2 separate regions of the Mus musculus genome follow, and region 1 is linked to region 2. A link is a loop called in an ENCODE intact Hi-C map of the cell type or tissue named here. Cell type or tissue: left cerebral cortex. All regions are shown on one strand. Links, peaks and the distances in the headings refer to the core of each region. The heading gives the core; the rest is flanking DNA.

Region 1 (7,955 bases), core at 2,002-7,001, 200 kb before region 2:
CATGCATGACTGTAATGGAGAAAAAATTAAGTTGCTAGGTAACTGATCAGCCTCTCTAAGGTCAAACTGGGTTAGTAGACTACACAGCATAAAGTAAGGGACTTGTTCAAATACACTTACTTTATGCAGCCTCATCACAACTAAAATACCCAAACCAAAATGAACAAACAAAAAACAGCAATAATCTTTGTCTTAGGACTCTGGGGGCTGGAGAGATGGCTTAGCAGTTCAAAGCACTGGTTGCTTTTCAAGAGGAACTGGGTTCAATTCCCAGGATGCACAGAGTGGCTCACACCTTCTGTAAATCCAGGTACAAGGGATTAAAACCCCCTCTTCTGGTTTCTGAGGGTAGTATACAAATGTGGCACACAAACATACATACAGCCAAAGTACCCATACACATAAAATACTTTTTTAAAGTTTTAGTAGAGGAGGCTGGAGAGATGGCTCAGTGGTTAAGAGCAATGACTGCTCTTCCAGAAGTCCTGAGTTCAAATCCCAGCAACCACATGGTGGCTCACGACCATCAGTAATGATATCTGATGCCCTCTTCCGGGGTGTCTGAAGACAGCTACAGTGTCCTTACATATAATAAATAAATAAATAAATAAATAAATAAATAAATATTTTTAAAAAGATTTAAAGAGAAAGTTGGCTTGGTTACTCTTGTGAAAGTTGGAGAATTAATAGAAGCTTCATTTTCAGGATCTCAGGTCTAATAAGAGAAAACCAAAAAAGTAAAGGATGGACTCCAGGGACTGGAACCGAAGAGATGCCTCATCGTTAAGAGGACCTGCAGAAGACCCAGGCTCCCAGCACCTACATGGCAGCTCAGAAACATCTGGAATTATAGTTCCAGGGGACCCAACACCCTTGTCTTGCCTCTATGGTCACCAGATATGCACATGGTGCACATACATGTGGGCATACATACATACATATACATATGTGTGTCTATATATATACATATATGGTGTATATATATATATACATATATATATATGCATATGTAATAACAATACATCTTTTAAAAAGGAACTCTTGACACATGCCCTTAATCCCAGCACTTGGAAAGCAGAGGCCAGCATGACATAGTGAGTTCCATGCTAGTCAGGACTGCATTGTGAGACCTTTAAAAAAAAAACAAAAAACAAAAAAACCTCTGGCAACTGGATTGAATTATGTAAGCAGCTCAACAGAGAATGCTCACTAGTGTTCAGTCTCTCTCTCTCTCTCTCTCTCTCCCTTGCTACCTAGTGTTCACTCTCTCTCCTCTCTCCCTCTCTATTTCTCCCCTTCTCCCTCTCTCTCCATTTCTCTCTCTCTCTCCACCTGTTTGTCTTCTCTATTTCTGTGTCTGTTTCTCTGTGTCTTGTGTCTATGTCTGTCCCTGCCTCTTTCTGTGTACAAACTCGCCTTTCTCTCTTTCTGTGCATATCTCTCTATATGTATGTCAGCCTCTCCCTATCTTTGCACATGCACATGGCTCTCTCCCTCCCCATACACACAAATGCACTCACCTGCTAAGGCTCTTCATCTTCAAGTGCTCCATCACAAAGACAGCCCCACCTCCTGGCAAGTCAATCACCTTCATGGGCTTAGGAACCCGCACCAAGCCAGTGTTGCGGAGGGCCTCCAGGCTCGCCATCTCTCCCTCAAACATCTGCCGGGCCTGCATCCAAATGCCATGAGCTCTGTCAGCTCTGCAATCCTGGACCCTCACAGGGACCTTGCTAGCCAGACCAAAGTACTCATGGCCCTTGGCACAAGCCAGAAGACCAAGTGCCTTCAATTACTGAAAAACAGCATCACCTCCATCTCTCGAGGCCAGTGTTCAAGAGAGACCCCTTCAGGTAAGAAGGAACTGAAAGGACAAGCCTGATGCCAGAATTCAAGGGGTCTAAGGGGAGACTCACACAAGCAAAGCCTTGCGGTGGAAGATGCACAGGTCACAAGGGGATGCAAGGTGGGGGTGGGGTGAGAGGAATGGGTACAAGTGAAGTGTGAACCAACAAAGTCTGAGGCTGGGACTGAGTCCTCCAAGGTATTGTTTTCCTTCATGCCTCTAAGTGGGGGCAGGCAGCCTTGGGCATGGTAGAAATTACCTGGGATCACATTTGAGTCAGAGAAGGCAGAGTGGTGAGGTTAGAAGAGCCTGGCTCCATTCTAGCAAGGACTAGAGAAGCTAGTATACCCAGCTTGTCCACAGGCCTTTTCTGGGATGCAGAGGCTTGTTTCTAAGTGACTTAGAAATACCCCCACTTATTTTTAGCAAACTTTCATATTGTTCACTATACCTTGGTTAAAAACATGCATTTTATTTACTTATTTATTTGTGGTGCTGGGAGGCTCAACCCAGGAGACTGTCCACACTAGGCAAATGCTCTACAATGAATGACATCCTCAGCCCCCCCCCCCATGCATTTATTCATGGGGTTTGTGAACACTTCTACATATAGAATCATACATTTGTAAAAATTAAAAAGTAGATGACTGTGGGTAAAAGCATTCAAGCCTGATCACCCAGCTTTGATCTCCAAAAATCCAGATGTGGTAGTGTGTTCCAGATGTGGTGGTGTGCATCTGTAATCCCAGCCCTCCTACCACATGATGGGAGACAAACAGTCAGCTGGAGTCTTTCAGGCCAGCTAGCCTAGAACAGGCCGTGTGGCAGCAGAAACAAGAAAAACCTTGCCACAAAATAAGGCCGAAGGACAGAACCAACTCCCCAAAAGTTATCCACTGACTTCTACGCACGTCATGAATATGCAAACCAGAGCTTTCACACACACACACACATACATACATACACACAAAATAAATTGGATATCGTTGATTAAAAGTGAAACTTGAAGCCAAAACATTTATTATCACACATGTAAACCATTCTTCCCCCTTAATCCCCTTTCAAGGGGAAAAGTCAGACAGGTACACTCAAATCGCCAACCTGCACTTGGGACAAAGAGGCATGTGCTGAGCAGCCTGTTGTGGAAGGGCATTTGCAAACTTCAGCCATGCTTCCAGGGTAAACCTCCAAACCAGGCCAACGCTGCACAGAAAGCAGGGAGGTGCTACCTTCACCGTCTCTAATGATACCAGGAGCATCCTAGATACTATAACCACTATCCAGAACTACTCCCCACAGAGTCCAGAACCTCTGGAGTCCTCCCCCCACAGAAGGGGAGCACCATGCTGTGCCAGCACAGCTTGCTCTCAGGGACTCTAGCTAACAGTCCTCAGTTGTCTTACAGTTTTCCATGCATTCTTTTGTTGTTGTTAGTTTGTTTTTGTTTTTGAGCCAGCTTCTCCTCATGTAGCCCAGGCTGACATGGAACTCACCATCCTCCTGTCTCAGCCTCCTAAGTACCAGAGTGATAGGGTTTAGATGTATGCCTGGCTCCATACATTCTTAAACGGGGATATCTTAAACGTCCTAGAAACCAACAGAGCCTTTGAGAACGATGGTGCTAACCTAGCCCTGGGAATCCTGTCTCTCTTCACCTGCTGGGAAAATGCAGGAGCTGAGGTCAGAGCAGAGACCAGACATGGGCAGAAGCAGCTTACCGCTAAGACTCACCTCCCCCATGGTCAGTGATTACAGAAAATTTAAAGCCCCTGTGTGGGAGCAAAAGCAAGAAAATAATCATGCAGCAAAGAGAAACCCTCTGGTCCCAAGAAGCTGCCTGCATGCAAGTGCTGGTTGACCCCTCAGCAGAGCGTTGGGTACGCCAGGTCTAGTTCCTCCACCACTTCTCAGAATCCTGCATTCCTCTTTCCCCTTCCTAGACTTTATCCTTGTATACCGGGCAGCGCACCTGTGTCCTGCGATTGACCTTGACAAACACGGGGCCACTGTCAGTGTAGTAGGCATAGCCCTCGCTGATGCAGCCCCCTCCGGAGCTCCCAAAGGCCCGCAGTGTTGTGGTGTGAAGCTGGGCGCGCAGCAGCTGCTCCATGGAGAGTTGAGGTGCAGAATGCGGTCAGGTGACGCAGAGGAGGGGGAGTCGGGGACCAGAAGGGAACACGCGCGGAGGGCGGATCAGGGGGCGGGGCGTAGCGCTGTCACAACATTGTCTGACACAGGCTTGCTGGCTCCTAGCTACCTCCGGTGCATGCTATCCCTGCATGCTCTTGGGCACCAGAGCTAGGGTGGGAGGGGGAAGAGAGCGAGGAATTTCTCTCTCCAAGGCGATTTCCACCCGGGGCTGCTGTGGGAGAAGGAGGGATGCAAAAGCTCTCGATACCCTCATTACTAAGCTCATTTCAGAATTTCTCCTCCAACAACACACCCTATAGAAACAGAACCCAGACCGGGTGGCGGGTGTTCTGTAAAGCCACGAGACAGAAAGGGAGTGTCCTCACAGAATGCACGTGAAGTCCCAGAACATCTGCACCCACCTGGGGTCTACCCTGGGCACCGTGCTCTCTGCATAACTGGGAGAATCAGGAAAGAGCGCAGAAAGATTTGGGTCAGGGCTTCTTTATCCTTGCAACACAAGGCATAGCCTAGAGACTTAGATATCCCATGGAGAAGATCTCACTGTCCAGATAAGGGTGGAGTCCTAGCCATGGGGGTGCCCTGGCTAGGCCCTAGTGGCACCTCTTAATGCCACAGGGCTGAGTGATAGAGGCTACTGTGGGAGGTGTGATAGCAGCAGCCTACTCCACCCAGGGTAGGTGGAACTCTGGATTTCAGACAGCCATGATAGGAAAGCAGCAGACATATATGCTCATGGATGCATGGGCACACACACACATACATATAAGAACACATCCACAGACTGATATAAGAGACAGCCTGTGCTAACCCTTCAGTGTTTTAGGAGAGGTTGCCTCAGATGGCAGCTCCCACCATGAGCTGCTGGTCCCTCTCTTGTACTGCAATGTCCCCAGCTGACTATAAAGGGACTAGGAAGATTAGTGGGTGGATAGATCCATTGCTGAGCTTTGAGTATGTGCCAGGGCACAAGTGAATGTCAGCTACATTCACAAATATCCTGAGAGGATGCTATAATTAGCTCCTGCCTTCTCTATGACAAAACTAAAGTATAGAGGAGTTAACTTGCCTGGGTCCCAGTGCTGAGACATAGCTCATAACATATGAAACCAAGTCTGGTTTTGGGCTCCATCCTATGAATTCTAGTCTCAGGCCCTAGCGGGATAAGACTCTTCCCAGCATGTGTCAAGAAGACCTGGCTGCACTGTGCTGCTCAATGTTTTTCTCATGGCCTGCCAGCTGACAGTTCTACAGCTGTTCCTTTATCGACCAGCCTCACACTAAGATGACGCCCAAAGCACATGAAGAGATAACATTTGCATGGGTTTTCGGTAGGCATAGCCCTCATTGAGGAGCCTATCTTAGGAGCTCTGTCATACCTCAGAGGGGCAAAGCCTGTCAGTGCTGGCCATCCCCAGGGTCCTTGTGACCTGTCATGGGCTCAGACTGAGACTGGGTTCCCTAGAGGCTCTTGAATAACTCCTGCATCTGGCAGCTATGTGGGATGATTGGAACCTGGGCACACACTCAGGCAAGGAACATTGACTGATATGGCCTCCTAATGTGGCTTGATCATTCCTAATCATGGTAGCCAGAGTGGCGGACTGCAGAGCCAGGGTTCTACCCCAACGACCTTTTCTAACCTGATTCTAAAGCCAAGTGCAGTGTCCGTGTCTTCCCTCTGTGCGGAGTCTTACACAACTCCAGGGACTGACCTAATTAGGGTAGTGAGGGAATGAAGGAAAAAACACACATGAACACACAGAAAAGCCGGGAAGGATGTCTGATGGAGAAGTTTCAAGATCCCAGAACATCAGTGTGTTTATTATTTACAGCTGAACGAGTAGGCAGGGTTGTGGTATGCAGCTAAATCAAGAGGGCGGGCTTAACTGATCTCAGTAGGAGCAGTCCCTGCGGGGATCAGTCTTCAGGCAGTAATATCTGTGAGGAAAGGAGTACAGTGGCCATTTTCTGCAGGCAGCATTGACTTCCCACTCAGATCAGAGGAAAGCTTTGTTAACTCTCTGCGTCCTCATGGATTTGGAGTCGATCTCGCAGGCTTATGTCAAACACAAACACACTCTGGCCTTCTTTGCTCCCCTCACTACTGGTTATGATTCTTCAAGGCCATGCTAAGTAAATGGACTTGACAGCATGGAAATGTCACTGCAAAGAACGGGCAGGACAGCCATCTATACGAAATGTGACTGGTGTCTCCATTTGGGGCCCTTCCTACCACTGCACCTGAACACGAAGCATTAGCACTCCATTCAGAAACTTCTTTGTAAGTGCTTGGCAAACTGACTATGGATGGGATCTCAGGTTGGTCAGACCATTCTCATTCAGACTAAGAAGGCTCCATTGCTTGCCAACTTAAGTGTTGGGAGGTTTGAGGCATGTGGGTTCTTTGTAGGTTCTGCCTTCTCTCTGGTGGGTTCTTACCTATTGTGTGTAACTGGTGTGTAAAAAGTCCCGGGGATGTATTTCAGGGGAATGTGTCACCCGTTTCTGGACAGACTGCTGGGTCATCTCAAAAGGAAAGCCTGCCCTTGGACTTTCCTTCACGCAGGCCACGGCAGATTACAAATACAGAGAGGCTCACAGAAAGAACCTGTGAGAACAGGACACCAGTGGATAGGGAGGGCTATAAAGAGGCATTGACAATTCAGAGGCAAGATGGTTGGGATACTCTCTTAAAATAGTATTGGGGTCCATTTTATGGCTGTGAATGACAATATCGTAAACAAAAACAGAAATCAAACTGGAGAGGAGGTAAAGACAGGGCTGAGGAGGACCAGGAATCCAAGGGCCACAGGAGATCCCACGCTGGTTTGAATGAAAATGCTTCCCTTAGCTCAGATGTTTGAATATTTGGTCACCGGTTGGTAGTGCTTTTTGGGTAGGTTTAGGAGATATGGCCTTGCTGGAAGAAGTAAGTCCTGGGGTGGGCTCTGAGGTAGGAAAGCTACAGGCCATTCCAGGTTCACTCTCTGTGCCTTGTGCTTACAGTTTGACATGTGAGCTCTCAACTTCCAGCTGGAGCAAGTCTGTCACCCGCTGCCACGTAGTTCCTTCCATATGGACCCTGACTCTCTAACTGTAAGCCTAAATCAAGTCTTTTTTTCTATAAATTGCCTTGGACAAGATGTTTTATCACACCAACAGAAAAGTTACTAATACAATCACCTTTCAGAGAGAGAGAGAAAGAGAGAGAGAGAATACTTCTACCTATTAATTATCACTATATAGCATTACAATGTGTGTAAGTTTTGAATGCAATTGGCCCCCATAGGCCCATACGGAGTGGCATTATTACATGTGACCTTGTTGGAGGAGTATGTCGCTGTAGAGGCAGACTTTGAGGTCTTAAGCAGCACCCAGTGGGACAGTCTCCTTCTGCTGCCTTTGGACTAAGATGTAAAACTCGTGGTTCCTCCAGCACCATGTCTGCCTGCATGCTGCCATGCTTCCTGCCTTGATGATAATTGACTGAACCTCTGAGGCTGTTAAGCTAGCCCCAGTTAAATGTTCTCCTACAAGAGTTGTTGTGGTCATGTCTCTTCACAGCAATGAAAGACTAAGTAAGACATGATGTTTTCTGGCAAACAGCTAAAATAAATGTTCAGTACATAAATGTGGAAATATACCAGTCTTAGGCATCACTGAAACAACTGCAATTTTATTCTAGTTTTTAGGCAAAAAGATTTATCAACAACAATGTCATTAATGAAATTTCCCATTTCTTCAATGTTAAAAGAGAAAAGATATTAATGCTCATATGTTGCAAAGGAATGACAATTTTAGAAAATAACATAAAACCAGGTGGTGGTGGTGGTGCATACCTTTAAACCCAGCACTCGGGAGGGAGAGGCAGGTGGATATCCAAGTTCGAGGCCAGCCTGCTCTACAGAGTGAGTTTCAGGACAGCCAGGGCTACACAGAGAAACCCTGTCTTGTA
Region 2 (7,955 bases), core at 1,257-6,256:
CTAATATTTTCTAAGACAACTGTGACTGTAACCTTCTCTGTGAATCCATAGTGTGGCATGACACATGCAGTAGCCTCTTCAGAGCATGAAGTGAGACAGGTATGAAGCTCAGCTCCAAATGTGATACAATATGTGATACAATGTGATACAGTATGTACAAACAAGCATCACAACTAGCTGAAACAAGAACTGAACTAAACAAGCAGCTTAGTTAACTTAAACAGCAAGCTTAAAGAATCATGGAACTTGACCCTCAAGTCTGCATGCATTACAGAATGTGAGTTCCTTCCATTTTATAGAATAAGGTTTCAACACTGTACCACAATATTCCTATTTCTCAAGCAGTTCCTGGCCTGGTATGTTTGAGAAGACTCAAGACTGTCCTATACATGGCTCTTCCCACTTTTACTTCAGTCTTTCTTAGAGCAGTGAAGTGCAAGGTAGTATAAGACTGGACAGAAGAAACAACAGTAGCCACTCCACTCACACTCACGTTAGGCTGACACAAACCCGATCCACTCACGCTCACGTTAGGCTGACACAAACCCGAAGCATCTACTTGCCTCTTCACTCTCCTTGGCTGGGCTGGCCCCATCGCTTGGCTGGGCCCCATCACTGGACACATTCTCCTGGTCATCAGTTTTTGATTTTTTACTACATTCCTTTAAAAAAAAAAAAAAGGATGGGGGATGTTAGAAAGGAAAATTATTTTTCTTTTCTCTATTTTTATTTATCTATTTTTTTCCTTTTTAGATCAAGTCTTTCTACATAGTCCTGGCTGTCCTGGAACTCACCATGTAGACCAGGCTGACCTCAAATTCACAGAAAGTCTGCCTCTGCCTCCTGAGTGCTCAGATTAAGATGTGTGCTACCATATTTTTTTTTAATGAGATAGGGTCTTGATAAATTGCACTGTCTAACTTTGAGCTCCTGCCTCAGTCTCTCAAGCACTGGGATCATTGGTGTGTACCACCGAGCTCAGTCAAGAATAATTTAGTGTGATGCCAAAAACCAAAACATATCCTGAGCAGTCGATCTTACTTCTAAGAAACCCTTTCTACAAAATAAAATCATCCATACTTATAGAAGGGTACACATAAACACTCACACCCTCCATTTGTATTGTTTGTAGTAGTAATGAAGAACAGGAAGTGATCTAACGGTAATATATATAAGAACATTTAGATGTGGCTATTACACAAGATTACAGGCGATTCTCTGAAAAAAAAAAAAAACAACGTATGGAGTATTTGGATATGATACAATTCCTGTAAAAAAACAAAAAACCAAACGAGATTCCTGCACATGCATCACGTGTGAAGGCAAGTGAGGCAGCTGTCAGTCACTTCAGCCACCTAGTGGAGCAGGACAGGAGGGCCTGCCTGCCCTTTATTCCTTCTCCACTTCGTTGTATTGAAGTTTGTTGTTGTTTAAGTAGAAGAGCCGCTCAAAGCATCATTTCTAATTACTTTATTAATCGTTCACTTCCACAACAGGGTGCCGGGACTGAGATCAATCCCCGGCCCCAGAACAGTAGCTTCCACGGACAGTCCCGGCGGTGCACTCGCCTGCAGTGGACAACAGCCAGCTCGCCGCCCAGTCCTCTGCAGACAGGTGATGGCTGTCAGAGGCCGACATAACAGAGCAAGGTGCACCCGGCTGAGCCCGACCCTCACCACCGATTCCAGCCTTGGCTTTCGCCCCTAGCCCCGCCGGACGACGCACCCACCTTTCGTGTGCAGTGCTCACACTTCATCTGGAGTGGGACTGGCAGGAGGCCGACGCGCCTAAGCTGTGAGGAGTAAGGAAGACTGGAACACCGCCGCCTGCCGCCCGCTAGCGACCTGCGACCCTTTGTTGTCTTCTTGCACGGAGGCCCCGCCCCAAGGACTGTAGTAGACCAATGAGAGAGCCTAAGCAAGATGAGCCACACCCCTGAGCCAATGAAAAGAGTGCAAGGATGGTATGGCACGCTCACCCCGCCTCCGCCGCTTAAGCCAATGAGAGTGTGAGGAAGTGGCAGGTCCCTCCCAGGAGCCAATCAGAGAACGGGGGTGGAGCTTGTCCCTCGACTAGTAGTTGCCCGGCCGGGACATATCCTCCTGTCAGTTTTTGCCTGGTTAAGGACTAATGGGGAAAGTTGGCAAAGGCGGGCGTATGAGGCAGGAAGAGTGCGCTGACCGAGCGGACGAGGCCGAATCGCGGCGACCTCAGAGCGCCTTGCTCAGTGGCCGCGGCCTGGCCCGCTCAATCAAGTTAGCGTCGTAAGTTCTGCTCTACTGCGTCTCCTGGAGGGCGGAGCCGGCGCCGCCCTCTACCGCCGCCATGACCAGCCAGCGAAGCCTCACGTAGGCCGGTGCGGCACAAGTGCACATGCGCAGCAGGCTTGCTTTGCTTTATGGGCAATGCTGCTGAGTCTGGCGTGTAGATTCAAAGTAGGCTGACCTTGAATCTTGGCGAGTTAGCGCATGCCTTTAGTCCCAGAACCCAGGAGACAGAGCAAGGCAGATCTCTGAGTTCCAGGACGGCCAGTACTACACATGTACCTGTCTACAAACAAAATGACAGGTAGGATGAGCAGGCCTATTGGCAATTACCCAACACTCAGGAGGCTGAGGCAGGAAAATGATAAAATTAAAGCCAACACTGCCCTATACTGCTACACAGTGAGACCTGTCTCCAAGGCAGATTAAATGCATTATTCTTTTGTTGTGTTCCAATCCCCTGGGAAAGACCAAAGACAGACTCAATTCAAATTTAAATTAAATAAGTGCATTCTTACTCCTACCTGAAGGACAGCGGCTTTAGAGCCAAACAGCATGCTGGAAGAAGGCTAAAGGAAAGCTTTATAAAGTAGATATCATAGCTGCACACCACCTACAGAATAGGGCAAGTTACATAATATACAAAAGATGTACCTTATCTATGGAATCCACAGCTGGGCAAGAGAATCGTCCTGTGTAATAATGTACATATAACTCCCCTGGGACAGCTAAAGAAACTTACTATAGTACCAGGCATCCCTTAAAGGCCACTGACCTTTGACCTGGAATGTCAATAATAGAATGAGATTATAGGATAATGGTTTACCGAGGGAAGTGTCTCTAATAACTGAGAGCAGCCTGTTTCTGGACCAGCAGTAACAGTGCCCCCAAGTTACAGCTGGCTGTCACATCCCCAGCCCTAAATTCTCTGAATTAGCTTGTTAAATGGAGTTTGTTTTTCAGTGCCTTCTAAAAGCTGAGTTTAAACATATCATTAGAAATATAAGGGGGCTAGGGAGATGATGGCTAAGAGCACTGCCTTTCTTTCAGAGGATCAAAGTTGGTTCTTAGCACCTGTGACTGACTGGCTAGAAACTTCCCGGGCTCCAACTCGAGGGATCTAGCGCCTCTTCTGGCCACCGGAGGCAACAGACACACAGTGCATTTGCTCACATGCTGCCAAAACGCTCATAAAACAAAAAGAAATATGAATTTAGGGCCCAGTGAAACGGTTTAGTAGGTAAAGCAAGGTAAACCCCTGCAAGGTGTCCTCTCCTCCACTTGCTACTATGGATGTGCGCACACACAACATAAAGAAATAAAAATGTTAACATCATTGTGAGTTTACCTTACTTTCAGTTCACTAAAATTATTCTCAGTGATGTCGGGAGTACGGGCAGTCGCCCGAGGAGCTCCAGGTCCTATCACCAGAACCAAAACCTGTTCTGTCTCACAGCTATCTTCTGGTTCTCTTCCTCTCTCCTGTTTCATGCAATTTTCCCATGTACATGGAAAAAATATATATGTATATGTGTATGTGTGTGCATTTGTGTATATACTTGCACACATACAGATGTTGGTTCTCTCCTACCATCCTGGTTCCAAGGATCAAACTCAGAACCAACTCTAGGAGCTCAGCCATTTTGCTGATCCTCTTGATTACTAACTGCAAGGTTAGGCAAGACTAGAGAAGGGAAGACAGGAATCATAAGACTGTCTAGTTGTCTAGTTGGGGAGTTTCTTTTGTTTCTACATTCTTTGAGCTACACTCATATGAACTGTCAACACATTCTTTTTGTTCTGCACGCTTATATAGCTAAAACTGTTTTTATTCTCAAAATTCTGGTAGAAATAACTTGATATCAAGTACCCTTCACTACTGCGGAGAGCTGTGTAAAGATTACTCTTACACTTAAGAGTCTACAAATGTTCAATGACATATTATATCTGATTTGGTTATCCTGCTGGAAGCCAGTCAGACACTATGACCCACACCTTAATGCTTAGAAGCAGTAACCAAACATTAACGTCCACACCCAACTTGTGGAGTTTTATTAAGATGGAGTCTCTTGAGGCTGGAGGAATGGCTTAGCAGTTTAGAGCATTTGCCATTGCGGAGGACCTGGGTTGATTCCTGATTCTGTGTATTGGTTCCCAACATTTCCATTAACTCCTGTCTCCAGGGTATGTGACACCCTGCTTGGTTTTTGTTGTTCTTTTGGTTTTGGGGGATTTGTTTTGTTTTGGTTTGGTTTGGTTTTGAGACAGGGTTTCTGTGTGTAACCTGGCTGTCCTGGAACTCACTCTGTAGACCAGCCTGGCCTTGAAATCTGGGATCCACCTGACTCTGCCTCCCAGGTGCTGGGATTAAAGGCGTGCACCATGACTGGCTGGCAGCGACGCACTCTTTTGACCTCTGTGAGCACCAGACATACATGTGGTACACATACTACACACAGGAAAAACATTTACACACACAAAATAAAATCAAAGGCCAGCTATGGTTTTGCACTTCTTTTATCCAAGCGCTTTGGAGACAGGCGGATCCCCACGAGGTTAAGGCTTGCCTGGTTCACACAGCGAGTTCCGGACAACCCAGAACTAAAGTGAGGCCCTATCTAAAAAATAAACAAGTAAATCAAAATAGATCAAATATGTATTCTATATTGAGCCACATACACAGCCTGCAAGATGTTTTCTTAGGTCATACTGAACTCTTCAGGCATGTACTTCTTATTTATTATTTTTTCAGGGTTGTGTGACAGAACTTCCTGATTTGTCATTATGTCACAACATACACATGATCCTCATCCCAAAGAGGGAGCCCATGACAGACCACAGTATGGATCCCACCAGAATCTAACCTGGGGAAACAATGAGTTCTACTGGGTTATTTGCAGGAATATGGGTGAGGGGTTATGAGAGTCAAAGTGATTCAAAGTGCATCACAAAAGCCAACCACAGCTTGGGTGACAGCTCACAAATCTGGGACCCTGGAGCACATGCCACAGCTTACAGGTAGCTCAAGAGGTTGGAGAGTGTCTCTTTTCTAAGTGTCCCAGTTGGTCTAACCCTCTTCCAGGCAGCTGGTCTGGTCTGAGAGTTTTCTTAGCAGCTGATCTTCCTTCTGTCTGAGAGAGACTTTCAGCTTTTGTTGCTTATATGTACTTTCCTGATAAAATATTTATATTGGGGGCTGGGGAGATGGCTCAGCAGTTTAGAGCACTGGCTGTTCTTCCAGAGGACATGGGTTCAATTCCAAGCCCTCACATGGCAGCTCAAAACTGTACTCCAGTTGCAGCAATTCTGACAGCTTCACACAGAATGCATGCAGGCAAATGCCAATGAATATATAATAAATTTTAAGATGTTTATATTGCCCTGTGTTGCCATTATAGCTCTGCAAGTGGATAATTATAAACAAGTTTTGCATAACCAACACCAGTTTCTGAGAGGTACAGAAATTGTTCAGTTTCATTAAGCATAGGTGTTGGAAAAACAAACTACCTACACTGAACCAATAGAGCTTGCTTTCAATCTGCCTTCTAGACTCTCAGCTACACTCAAAGCAACGGGGTTTGCTTAGTCTCAGGCAAATGCTCTATCGCTTAGCTCAATGATTTTAGCTTACTACATAGGTACTGGGTTACATCTCCGAGAGGAAAGGCTTTCTCAATGAGAGCAGTGCAGCTGTATGCTGAGGGGGAAAGCTTTCCCCAATAGTTGCACAGCTCTGAGGGAAACCACCAATGTTGTTAAACTGTCGTTACAGTGGAAGTGTTACAGCTCTGAAAGGAGATCATTCTAGCAGTAGGGAGCCAAGGACTACCACAAAGTAACCCGACACAACAAACCTCATCAAGAGATTTGCTGTGACAGAACAAAGAGAGTGGTTGCCTATGCTTGGATGAGAAGTAGATTGGAGTTGAGCAGGAGACAGGCTTATATAGGGCTTCTTCGGGGAGGAGTTTTGCCAGGAGCCTGCCCAGGCAGTTTTTCTACAGGGCAGTCCAGCCATGGAGGAGATAAGGTGAGTGAGTGCGGAGGTGGCCAGGCAGTCTTGCCCCTGTGACTGACTGGTAATCAGGTGCTTCTTTATTTTACAGGTTTCACAGAACAAAAGACAATTTCACAAAACAATGATTATTCAGGAAGTATCGATTATATTTGATTTTTCACTTTATGTCCAGAGTTACAAGTTCAGTCACAATCAGAAAATACAAATAGAACAGATTTTATTTTTATCATCAGCCCTATAACTCCAATTTAAAGAACCTAAAGAATGTCTCCTCCAAAGCAAACACATTTATTACATGACAGCCTGCTTTTTGGCTGGCAATGTTTGCAGTTTTAAAGCACTCCAGACAAACAAAATATCTGAACTGGTCTTTTTATTAATAACAAATACTAATACCTAACTTCTTTTATTACTTCATCACCTATGCTATAAAGTAGGAAAAATTTATTTTAGTCAACCTATGTTACTTACTGAGTTAGTTCTATTCCTCCAAGGGTGTATCCTGTACAACCCCCTATCTTTAAACTTCATTTTCAGAAAGCTCTAAGCATACTGTAAAGGGAGGCCTTGAATGTAACCTATTCTCCTGGCCAGTCAGAGTTTGTCAGTTGTCTCGGTTTACCCTGCACCAATTACACTGTTTGAGTTAGCTCAGGGGGTGATACACCAAGAAGTTTCCTGCAGTAATGGTCTTATCTAATTATGTGTTTATCTGTGTTTTAATGGTCTCCAGAGCATAAGGAAGGCTTACGCATACAGCCAGATAAGGTTAATTTTAGAATTTTCCTAAGAGAGACTGGAATATAATTTTTCTCAGGAAAAGACACAAAGTGAATCATAATGCAGAAAGTCCCCAAGGATGCAGCACACAGAGACCAAGCCTCAAAGGTGACAGAATGGCAGTGATCACAGCATTCAGCTCAGCTCAGCTCAGCAGGAACTGTGTCAAGCAGCTGTGCTGGCTTTGTGACTGTCACTGTTTCCAGTCGATGTGGCTGTGCCAGAGCTTTCCAGGGTGGAGATTTCCAGGGTGGGGATTGGTGAGGTTTCAGTTCAAGCCCAGGGATTGGTGGGATTTCTAGTTTAGGGATTAGTGGTTTTCATGCTCAGGAATTGGTGGGGTTTGATAGAGTTTTCAAACCCAGAAGTCGGCTTGGATCTTTTGGCCTACAGGTACAGGCAGAGGTGTCACCTACAACAAACCTATTAGGGGAAATAAATTATTGCTAGACTGTGTGATCTCCAAAGTTAAGTGTTTTTTAAAAATTAACTAAAAGCAGCTAGATATAGTGACACACACCTTTAATCCCAGCACCTAAGAGGCAGAGGCAGGAGGACTCTGAGTTGGAGGCCTGCCTGGTCTACATAGTGAGTTCTAGTGTAACAGGGCCCCAGGCCTTAGCACAACTGACTCACGATGGAGGTACCATTCAAGCTGTAATCTCGGCACACAGCACAGTCATGGCTAACATTATGTTCATGGCTAACGCTAATGTTATGTTTACAGTTTAAAATCTCTGGGCTTTTTGAGAACTGCAAAGCAAAATTAGACTTCCAAATGTTAAGGGCTGTTAAAGGTTACTTTTTAAATTTCTGTTTCTGCTTCGGTAAATAAAGCTTGTTTTGCATAAGAGGACCTTCTGCTTGTACTAGCACAGAATGTAACTTGTGGT

The links. Hi-C counts contacts between places; a loop is a spot of excess contacts. Peaks named below come from ENCODE experiments on the same cell type or tissue, not always from the same donor. Only the 100,000 strongest peaks of a DNase experiment are listed, where the experiment ranks them.
Region 1: a loop joins it to region 2, with 2.3 times the contacts of the local background. A loop is called at or near these places in 1 of 42 quality-filtered maps.

The regions. Positions count from the first base shown.
Region 1 is chr11:121,430,990-121,438,944 of GRCm38, reverse strand. It overlaps Fn3k (fructosamine 3 kinase), which reads right to left and starts at 3,992. Exons shown (of 6, transcript NM_022014.4): 1 at 3,816-3,992; 2 at 1,521-1,672. The coding sequence starts at 3,956. It also overlaps a transcript of Fn3krp not described here. In left cerebral cortex, for the core only: a CTCF peak has its summit at 4,560; DNase peaks (open chromatin) are centred at 3,250, 3,506, 4,044 and 4,832; H3K4me3 peaks cover 2,875 bases; H3K27ac peaks cover 2,968 bases.
Region 2 is chr11:121,231,126-121,239,080 of GRCm38, reverse strand. Narf (nuclear prelamin A recognition factor) reads right to left here and starts at 1,845. Exons shown (of 11, transcript NM_026272.3): 1 at 1,730-1,845; 2 at 564-662. The coding sequence starts at 1,756. In left cerebral cortex, for the core only: CTCF peaks have their summits at 1,347 (motif pointing left), 1,828, 2,346 (motif pointing left), 3,397 and 1 weaker place; DNase peaks (open chromatin) are centred at 1,383, 1,966, 2,310 and 3,397; H3K4me3 peaks cover 1,584 bases; H3K27ac peaks cover 1,731 bases.